Regions from separate parts of the Homo sapiens genome. Here region 2 is linked to region 1. A link is a contact called in ENCODE Hi-C or POLR2A ChIA-PET data. All regions are on one chromosome and are shown on one strand. The core of a region is the stretch at or near the end of the contact, and the rest is flanking DNA. Distances in the headings are between cores, read along the strand shown.

The links. A loop is a pair of places that touch in the nucleus more often than their neighbours do. ChIA-PET counts read pairs that join two places held with the same protein, here RNA polymerase II (POLR2A).
Region 2: POLR2A ChIA-PET joins it to region 1 with 81 read pairs in SK-N-SH. The contact joins the enhancer-like site here to the promoter of PHOX2A in region 1. A Hi-C loop is called at or near these places in 1 of 168 maps with a recorded cell type or tissue (endothelial cell of hepatic sinusoid). POLR2A ChIA-PET finds 5 or more read pairs at or near these places in 1 of 52 experiments (SK-N-SH).

What each region holds. Positions count from the first base shown.
Region 1 is chr11:72,242,320-72,247,224 of GRCh38, forward strand. It overlaps PHOX2A (paired like homeobox 2A), which reads right to left and starts at 1,857. Exons shown (of 3, transcript NM_005169.4): 1 at 1,469-1,857. The coding sequence starts at 1,685.
Region 2 is chr11:72,326,331-72,331,355 of GRCh38, forward strand. It overlaps CLPB (ClpB family mitochondrial disaggregase), which reads right to left. Exons shown (of 16, transcript NM_001258392.3): 6 at 3,377-3,474. Among named protein-coding and RNA genes, the nearest start is that of PHOX2A, 85 kb to the left of the region's middle. Within about 2 kb of position 2,311, at least 2 of the 41 ENCODE cell types and tissues checked have a DNase peak (open chromatin) inside an H3K27ac peak, as active enhancers do.

The DNA.
Region 1 (4,905 bases), core at 607-3,106:
CACCCCATTTGTATTCTTATCTTCGTCATCTCTATTTCTAATCTTCTTTGGTCCCCATCGCCTGATACTTATCTCTATCTCCCCAACCCTGAGTCCCCATTTCTCCTAGGATTTCCAGTGCTTCCATCTCTGCTCCCATCTCTCTGTACCTTATCCCCATCTCTCTGGTCTCAAAACCCTGTATCTCTGGAGGCTGTCTCCCCTCTTCCCAATCCCTACCCTCATCTGGCTCAGGGTACCCAATCTCCCCACCCTGGGCCTCATTTCTCCAAATCCAGGTTCTCATTTCTCGTATCTCTTCCCCAAACCCCAGCCTAGGGCCCAGTCTTCTTCTTCTTCTTCTTCTTTTTTTTTTGAGACCGAGTCTCATTCTGTCACCCAGGCTGGAATGCAATGGCACAGTCTCAGCTCACTGCAACCTCTGCCTCCCAGGTTCAAGCGATTCTCCTGCCTCAGACTCCCAAGTAGCTGGGATTACAGGCGTGGGCCACCATGCCCAGCTAATTTTTTTTTTTTTTTGTATTTTTAATGGAGATGGGGTTTCACCATGTTGGTTAGGCTGGTCTTGAACTCTTGACCTCAAGTGATCCACCCGCCTTGGCCTCCCAAAGTGCTGGGATTACAGGCATGAGCCACCGCGCCTGGCCCTTAGGCCCCAGTCTTCTACTTGGGTCCCCGGCAGTCTTCCCAGGAGGGAAGGCGATAAGATTACATAGGGCAGGCTGGGACTCTAATCAGAGGGCTGAGATGACTGAGAAGCTCAGTGAGGTTGAGGGTTTGGACAGGGACTTGGATCTAAAGTCTTGGGGATGCAGGAGCTGCTTCCGGGTTCTACAGAACTCTAGCTGGGAGAGTCTGGGGGAATGGGGAAATACAAGTGGCTTAAAAACCCGGGCCCCTTTATTGCGGGCTACGGGATCTGGTTTTGGTGGCTACAGAAGGGTTCGGTCCCAGGCAGCGTGGGTCCAAGACAGGGCAGGAGGGGCCTGATGGCCACGCGAGCTCTAGGAAGCTTCCCGTCTGGGCAGCTCAGCTGCCTGGAGAGGTCCTTGCTGGGGGTCATGCATCTCGTGGGGCAGCGGTGATGGGGTGGGGTGATAAGTGGTGATAGGGCTGGGCTGGGAGCCTTTTTCAAAGATCCAGCGCTTGTAGAGGTTTAGTGGTCAGTCTTTGCAGGTGGTGAGGGGAAGGCCTGGTAAGGGGCCCAGAGCTGGATGGGGATATATTTCCTTGACCTGAAGGGCACGAGACAGAGATTTGGCAACGAGAAAAAGGAACAGGAGAGATGAGAGGGTGAGGCTCATTCCTGCGGAGGAGAACCTCGTATTCTGGGGGTCTCTCGGGGCATTGGAGGGTCTGGCCAAGGCAGGAATGGGGGCGGCTGAGGGGGACAGTCGCATTCACTTGGCGAGCGGGCCCAGGGATTCTGCAGGAATTGGAGGGAGGGTTGGGCCGGGGCTGCGCTCACCTGCCGAGTAGGGCGCGGGCTGGTGGTCGCGTAGGGCGCCAAGTGCGCAGTTGGAGGAGCCGAGCGCGGGGCAGGGCGGCCCTGCCGCGGGGAAAGCGGGCCGCAGGGGGCTGTATTGGAAGCCGCCGGGCTGGCTGCAGGCGCCAAAGTCGCCGTAGGCGGACGCCTCCATGGCCGCCACGCACGAGTCGTACGAATTGAGGTAGGAGTAGTCCATCGGCCCGGGGGGCGGGGGCGGGGGCCGGGCCAGGCCGGGTCGGGGTCGGGGTCCGGGTGGAGGTCGGAAGGGAGGTTCGAGCGCCAGGCTCCGAGGACCCGAGGCCAGCTCTGAGCGCCCGAGAGTCCGCCCGCCCCGTCGCGGCCGCACTCAGCCCGGGTGCAACGCAAGTGCAGCCAGCCCGGCCCGCGCGCCTTTTAACGCGCAGGACCCCGCGGAGGGGGGCGGGGCGGGGCGAGCTCCGAAGGGGCGGGGCCTAGGAGGCCCAGACACCGCCCAAAGCCGCCCCGACCCCCACCCCGAAGGGTCCCCGCCGCCGTCTTAGGGCTCAGAGGTGTGGAGCTGGGATGCGCGGGACCCTATCCCCGGAGTCCCTATCCTGCCCCAATCCGGACCAGACCTTCGGTCTCTACACAGCGTCCGAGGCCAGAGGGTCCCGACCCTTTTCCCGGGCCTCCCCACCTGCGGCCCCGCGGAAGGGAGGGGAGGCAGGCCTGGCGGCGCTCGTGTGAAGAAGTTAATTCAATTCGCTCTGATAACCGAGTTATTCCGATCTGGCCCCTCAGCCCCGCCCCCAGCGAGGTCCCATCCCGGCGGAGACTGCGGAGGCGGCCCAGGAAGGGGGATGGAGACCGGGAAGAGACGGAGCCTGGGATGGGGACAGGGAAGGGACGTGGATAGACAGAGGAAACAGAGACCGGGAGAGAAAGGGGCAGAAACAGTGATGGAGACAGGGACAAGAGATACAGGTACACAGAGGGAGACAAGGACGGAACATACACAGCGAAAGACAGGATGGAGCGGGGACAGGGCAGAGACAGGAGATGAGGGTAAGAGAGAGACAGGATGGAGCGGGGACAGGGCAGAGACAGGAGATGAGGTTAAGAGAGAGACAAGAGGAGACAGGGAGACAGGGGGACGAGAAAGAGAGTGAGGGAGGCATGGAGACAGAAGGGGTCGGGATGAGACATGGACGGCAACCAGGACTGCGGTGGAGAGCAAGGGAGGGATGAGACAAAACAGAGGCAGGAATCGTGAGACAGACACATATGCCCAGGGACAGTCTGAGAGAGACAGGGCCAGGGACAGCCACAAGCGCGGGAGCAGAGGCTGAGAGCGGAGAGAAAACGCCTCCGGGGAGCTTAGACACGAGGGCTGGAGCGCAGAGGGGCCCAGGGATGATGCTGGAGGCTCTGGGGTGCGGCCTCCACGGGGCTGCGGAGAGGGAGGGTCGTGGGAGCCAGGTCCCTCTACCCTGACTTGTCCCGAGGCCCACACGACCTTGCACCTTCAGGGCCCGCCTGCCTCTCCCCCCGTTCCCTCAGCTCCATCTGCAGTATGCGACCCTCTCCTGTGACCTTGGGCTCAGGATGCGATGGATGTCAGAAAGGGAACGTACCCCGTGACCTCTTTATTGTTCTTCAGTCTCTTACCCCTGTTCTCCAGGGCCCCCCGCTTTTTTTCTCCAGGGAAACCACCTAGACTCAGTCTGCACCTGGCCCAGACATCCCTGCACAGATTCAGTCACCAGCTCCCTCGTGCTGTGGGACAGCGGGACACATTCAGAATCCTTACCAAGAGAAGGGAACAGATAACTTTTCCGTCGCTCCTGAGCTGGGTTGGGCAGCTCGTCCACTCAACCCCCAGCCTCTTCCACCGATCTTGGCAGGTCTTGTAGATGGGGAGTCCTAGACCCATGGAGAAGCCGCGGGAAGGGCGTGTCTTTGTTTCCAGCTGAAGTCCTTGGGGGTTGATAGAAGGACTCCTGGAATTCTCCCCAAGTTTGTCAGGACAGAGGGGAGTGCGCCTCTCCTCAGGTAATCCTTCCCCCATCATCCGTTCTGGGCTTCCCAGGAGGACTCTCTATCCCCAATCTCCGGAACCACTCCATGCCAGGGGATTTCTTTGAGGTTTCTCAAATTACCTCTTGTCAAATGTTTTTATTGTGGCAAAATACACATAACATAAAATTTACCATCTTAGCCACTTTGAGCTATAGTTCTGTGGTAGTAAATACATTCATATTTATGTATTAATACATCCATCTCCATAACTCTTTGAATCCTGTAAAATCAAAACTCTACCCGTTAAACAACACCTTCCATTTCCCCATCCTACCTGCAAACCGCCATTCCTCTTTCTGTCCCTATGATTTTGTGTTTTTTTTTTTCAGACAGTCTTTCACTCTGTCACTCAGGCTGGAGTACAGCAACGAGATCATGGTGCAGTCTTGCATTCCTTGGCTCAGGCGATCCTCCCGCCTCAGCGTCCTGAGTAGCTGGGACTACACGTGCACACCACCATGCCTAGCTAATTTTTAAATCTTCTGTAGAGATGGGGGTCTCACTATGTTGCCCAGGCTGGTCTCTGTTATTTTGACCAGGGACCTCGTATAAGTGGAATCATACAGTATTTGTCTGTTTACTTACTTATTTTTGAGATACTCTTACTCTGTCACCCAGGCTGCAGTGCAGAGGTGGGATCATAGCTCACTGCTGCCTCAACCTTCTGGGCTCAAGCGATCCTCCCACCTCAGCCTCCCAGAGTATTGGAATTACAGGTGTGAGCCTCCACACTCAGCCCAGTATTTGTCTTTTTGGCATAACTCCTTTTATATATCCCATTTCCTTATCCATCCATCCATCCGTGGACATTCGGGTTGCTTCCACATTTTAGCTGTTGTGAATAATGCTGCTATGAACATGGGTGTACACATATCTGCCTAACATATTTGTATCTGCTTTCAATTCTTTTCAATATATACCCAGAAGTGGAATTCCTGGATCATACAGTAATTCTCTTTTTGTTTTTCAAGGAACTGCCACAATGTTTTCCACAGAGGCTTTTCCATTTTACATTCTCACCAGCAATGCATCCGTATTCCAATTTTGACACATCCTTGCCAACACTTGCTATTTTCTGTTTTTCTCAAATGACTTTTTAGGTCTAAACTTGTAGAGATTGAGACCTGACAGCTCAACTGCTTCAAAAAGTTATCCCTCCTGGTGTGTGAGGTGCACCTCTCCCCCTCAATATATACTCTACAGGGAGTCCAAGGGATCTCAGAATTGGGAAATCAGATGGGATCACTGCTCTCAGACCCTCCCATGGCTCTCCATTGCCCTCATGATCAAGTCCAAGCTCTTGCTGGCACGCCACGTCCTCAGTGCTAGCGCTCCAGCCTGCCTCCCCCTGTTCTTGGCTTTCTTTGCAGCCATCA
Region 2 (5,025 bases), core at 1,061-3,560, 84 kb after region 1:
GGTTTACTTGCCTGTCTCCCTATCAGACTATAGCTCCTTGAGTGTTTTACTCATCAGTCTTCTTCCCATCTAGCCCAGAACCTGGCACATAGATGTCATTCATAAATATGTACTATATTATTTATTTCTCTTCATTTTACTTTTCTGTATCTCTAAAACTTCTATAATGGGACATACAACTTTAATACAAGTTTTCTATGAGCATAATTTGACTACAGAGTGGTAGGTGGAGGTGGAGGAGGCTGAGCAGGGTGGCAGGGGGATGCTGAGCAGAGAGAAGGGGAGCCAGATAAGATCAGAGTGACAGCAACCCATGTCTAGACAAAGAGCCAGGAGATGGGGCCCAGGCTGGAGCTTCAGCAGCCTCCAGGCCTGAGTCATTATGTTACAGATGCAGGGCCTGAACTCAGAGGCAGCTGCTTCTTACTTACTGGCAGAGGGAGAAGAAACCAGGTCTAAAATGGTGTTCTTCCCACAAAAGCCTGCCTCACAATTTTGAAGAGGAAGCTTTTTGCAGTTTGGAGGAAAAATGCAGAACAGAATGAATGGGTGACCAAGTAGATGCTGAACAACTCAGAGAAAGCCAATGCCGTTGGCATCCAGGGAGGGCTGAGGGGTGCTTCACATAGGTAGAATCTGATGGGACAGCAAAGCAATTAGGTGGAGATGCTCAGTGGACACATTCAGAATGGAGAAAGTCCAGACTGGATGAAGGGATCAAGTGCACAGAGTGACAACGGATGAAATGATCTTCCAGCTGAGAGCTAGGGAATCCCTGGACTGGCTCCAAGTGGTCTTCTTAGCCTCTAAGGCAGCCCCTCCATGGTGGGACAGCTGTGTTAGGGGCTCTTCCCTGAAGCTGCTGCCCAATAAGCCTAGCCACTCTGGCTCTGCCATGGAATAAATCTCACTCCCTCTCACTCAGAGCTGTTTCTATGCTCTTCCTCTTCTGGCCAGATGCCCTATTACCATCAGCTTTCTCTCATGGCATAGTTCCTCCTGCCACCCTACTGCCCTTTTCTGCACAGATTCTAAGAGATCAATGTCTACTTCGAATATGGTGTCTGTAATTGCCCTCCATGCTCCAGAAGGGTCTGACTGGCACAGGGGATTGCAACTGCCATTTGTTCACTCTGGACATTAGCCCTGTAATAATGTGGCCAACTTCAAGCCACTTCCCTTGGGCAGCTAAATTTTGTGAAGGGTCCCTCAGTGGGCCTAACCCCTCCACCAGCGCTGGCACTAAGGGGCCTGTTCTCTTGCTTCAGTGGCCAGACCAGTACCTGCTCTATGTCACACAAGCTCAAAAGCTACAGGTACTCTTGGCCAAGTCTAGGGCTGGTCTCTCAGGCAAAAGCCACTGGGCTTGAAAGGGGAGCTGATGATGAGCATGCAGTCCCTAAGATTATGCACAACAGTGCTGAGGGATTTCCTTAAGGCACTTAAGGAAGTTGACCTGACCTCCTGACCTGCTCCTAGGACAGAAAAATCTGAACAAAAGGAAAGAAGCATTTGCCCTCTGAAATTTAGTAGTTCTTTCTGGTCACAAGGGCCCCCGGGGATGGGCTGTGAAAAGCTAGTCACCCTTCCTAATTCCTTCCCTTCTCCAGAAGAAACTACTGCAAAACAGTTACTAAAAATACCAGGGAGGCAAACTCTGTATGGTTCATGTTGATTACCAAATATTTCCAGCTCTCCCATTCTAGGCACATGGTAGGATCACTCTTCTTGGCCCCCCTTATGATTGGTTTGAAACATGGGATTAGTTCTGGCCAATGAATAGTGAGTGGAAGAAAAGGATCCTCCTTCTAGGCTGAGCATTTAACTGCAGATGTAAGACCCTTCAGAGCATCCTTTTCCCTCTGGCAAGCAACTAGCAACATTCCAGTGGGTGGCTGCTCTGCCTGCTGGGATCCCTAAGTGCCTAGGATGAACAGAGTCTGCCCCTCACCCACAACCACAAGGAACATGCAACATAAGGCAAAAATAAATCTTATTTTGTTTTGTTTTAAACCACTGAAATTTGGGGTTGTTACAATAGCATAATCTAGCTTATCCTGACTGATCCATAGACAATCATATGTTGCCTAGAACATTAGAAACCATTTAGTACAATGTTTTCATATCACAGAAGACTGAGCTTTAATGAGGGGATGTGGTAGCCCAAGGTCACATGGGCAGTGAGTGGTGAAGCTAGGATCAGAACCCACATCTCTTCAGTCTCAGTCCAGGGAGCTAAGTGCTTGGACTCAAGACAGAGAATATTTGCCACTAGGTGGGACCTGCCACACTGAATCATCTCAAGGTACTTCAGCCAATTTGTGGATAACAGACTCCATGAGGCTGGAAAGGGCACAAAAGTCAAAAACCAGGTCTTCCAGTCCCCGTCCTGCCACTGAACCTACCACATGACCTGTAGTCAAGCCTATTATGTTCAGTTTTGATGCTAACTCACTCTGGGACCAAAGGCAAGCCACATCACAGCCCTGGGCTCCAGTTTCTCCAGGAGTAAAATAAGTCAGCTGATTTAGGTTTCAGAGATTGAAACTTGTGGCAACAGCAGAGTCCCCTCAGAGGCTGAGTGAAGGGCAGGAGTGAAGGGCAGGCCACGTGGGCAGTGCTCTAGTCCATCTCTCTCCTTCAACTCGAACAACTCAATTTTCCTCTGATTTATTGGCTTATGTTTTTGTAAGATTTCCCATCACTGGACTTGATTTCTAAGGTCCTTGCCAGCTCTCAGATTTGTGATTCTAGTTCTTGGATTCTGTCCAGTAGTTCCTGAGTTACAGCTCTGTGGCTGGGAGAGGTGGAAGACTTAGCCCTGTTTTCAGGAGTTCAAAAGTTTGGTTGGGAAAACAGAATTAGAATGGAGGGTTTTTTGGCTCAGATTCTATACTAGGCTTTCTGGAGTGTGTGTGGAGGGGAGGGGTGAAGGAATAGTTCTAGAAAGAATGATGATAAGAAAAGATTGTTTGATGAGACTGTAGAATACATGAGGCCTAGGAAAAATATGACCAAAATCTTTGCTTGGGCTAAGGATTTTGTCTGGCTAGAACCCCCTCCTCTGAAAAGGACCTGGGAGATCCATCACTTCATAAACCAAATTTAAAGGTAATGCTCAGAAGCCAGAAGTGGCCAAGGCCGCTCCCTGGTCATGATAGGGGCAGCTTCCTATTCTTGATGAGACTGGGGGCTGGATTTGTATTTAAACAGATAATAATCAACAGATAATAATACAGATAATATCTGTATTTAAACAGATAATAATCACCTAAGGAGAAGTGGCCTTTGGTGTAAAGCCTGACATAATTTAATGAGTGAAGGATTAAATGATGCATGGAGTACCCACAGGCCTCCTCCCTTCCCTGAGACTTACCTTGGCTTCAGAAGTCCTCAGAAGCTTCATCACTTCCCCTTCTCGGGCATAATCCAAGGGTGTGTGTCCCATTTCATTCCTCTGCAGGGGGTTGGCTCCTGGCAAGAGAAGAAGGATAAACAGAGGCTCTATGAACGATCAGTGGGACCTCAGCCTTCCCTTGGAGGTGGCTTAAGGCTCTGATTTCTATGTTGGGAATGTCCATGGACACCTACAAATGGTGGAAAAACATGGTACTGGGGCTCCTACATGTGCATGCACACATGTTCGATAACATACTACACACACGTAGATGTGTTATACATACACAAACACACACAGTTGAACATGCTAAGAAAGTATGCCAAACAAATACACAGGTTAATATACCGCAGCACAAATACATGTAAACATACAATTTCATACATGTATTCATTAAAATGTCCATATTTTCCAACATATCAGCATACAGATAAACATTCATTCATGAAGCCATATAAAGGGTTCCTTTCTAAGGCAGAGAATATCCCAAATAACAATTAAATGGTTCCCCTTCTTTGTTTTCTGCTACTCTCCTTTTATGCTCTCTGACCTCTGGGCATTTCCTGTCTGTCTGAGTCAGCTGAGTCCCCTGGAAGGGCATGGGCACCACCAGCAACCTGTCTATGCCACTCTGGCTGTTGGTGGGTGAGTGCATGTGGCTGGGTATTTCCTCCAATCATTAGTTCCTGTGACTTAAGGACAAAGACTTTGAGTATGACAAGAAGAAGGGGTTAGCTTGGGGCCATGTATCTACCTTCTCTCTAAGTACTGGCAGCTGACAAGCCTGTATCAAGTGTCTACTTTGTGCCAGCCTTGGCAGTTATGGAGGAAAGGTCACTCTGACTCTGTGCTGTCACAGCCTTCCCAAAGCCCATGTGTAAGCACCTCACTCTCTTCTTCGAAAACCATCCATTCCATTCAAGTCGGCAGACCCTGAATGAATGGGGCCTGAGGATGCAGAAGAATCAGATCTGGCCCTGCCCTTTAGGGAAGGGCAGGAAGACAGAAACATAATTAGAAAGCTGCTTTGTACACAGCAGATGCTTAATAAATGTGTGTTACACAGAACATTAAGGTAATAATTATCTAGTATTTTTTGAGCTTCTCTCTTGCTCAGGAAGTACTGTCTGAAGTAAAGAAGGTTAAGACTCAGTCCCTGCCATAGGATAGAATGGGCTGGCTGGGAAACCAATTAGCACAGGGCATGGCTCAGGGTAGGTGTCCAGCCACTGTTGATGTACAGTAAAAACCAGTATTTCTCAATCCAGTATGTGAAAACATTTATATCATGATACAGAAGTATTCCTATTGCAAGTCTCTACTTTAAAAATTTTTTTATTAAAATTTTAATTAAAAATTTTTAATAAAACTTTTTTAATCAAAAAAATTTTTTTTGGCCAGGTGTGGTGGCTCACGCCTGTAATCTCAGCACTTTGGGAGGCCAAGGCAGGTGATCACGAGGTCAGGAGATTGAGACCATCCTGGCTAACATGGTGAAACGCCATCTCTCCTAAAAAATACAAAACATTAGCCGGGCGTGGTGGTAGGTACCTGTAGTCCCAGCTACTCAGGAGGCCGAGGCAGGAAAATAGTGTGAACCCGGGAGGCGGAGCTTGCAGTGAGCAGAG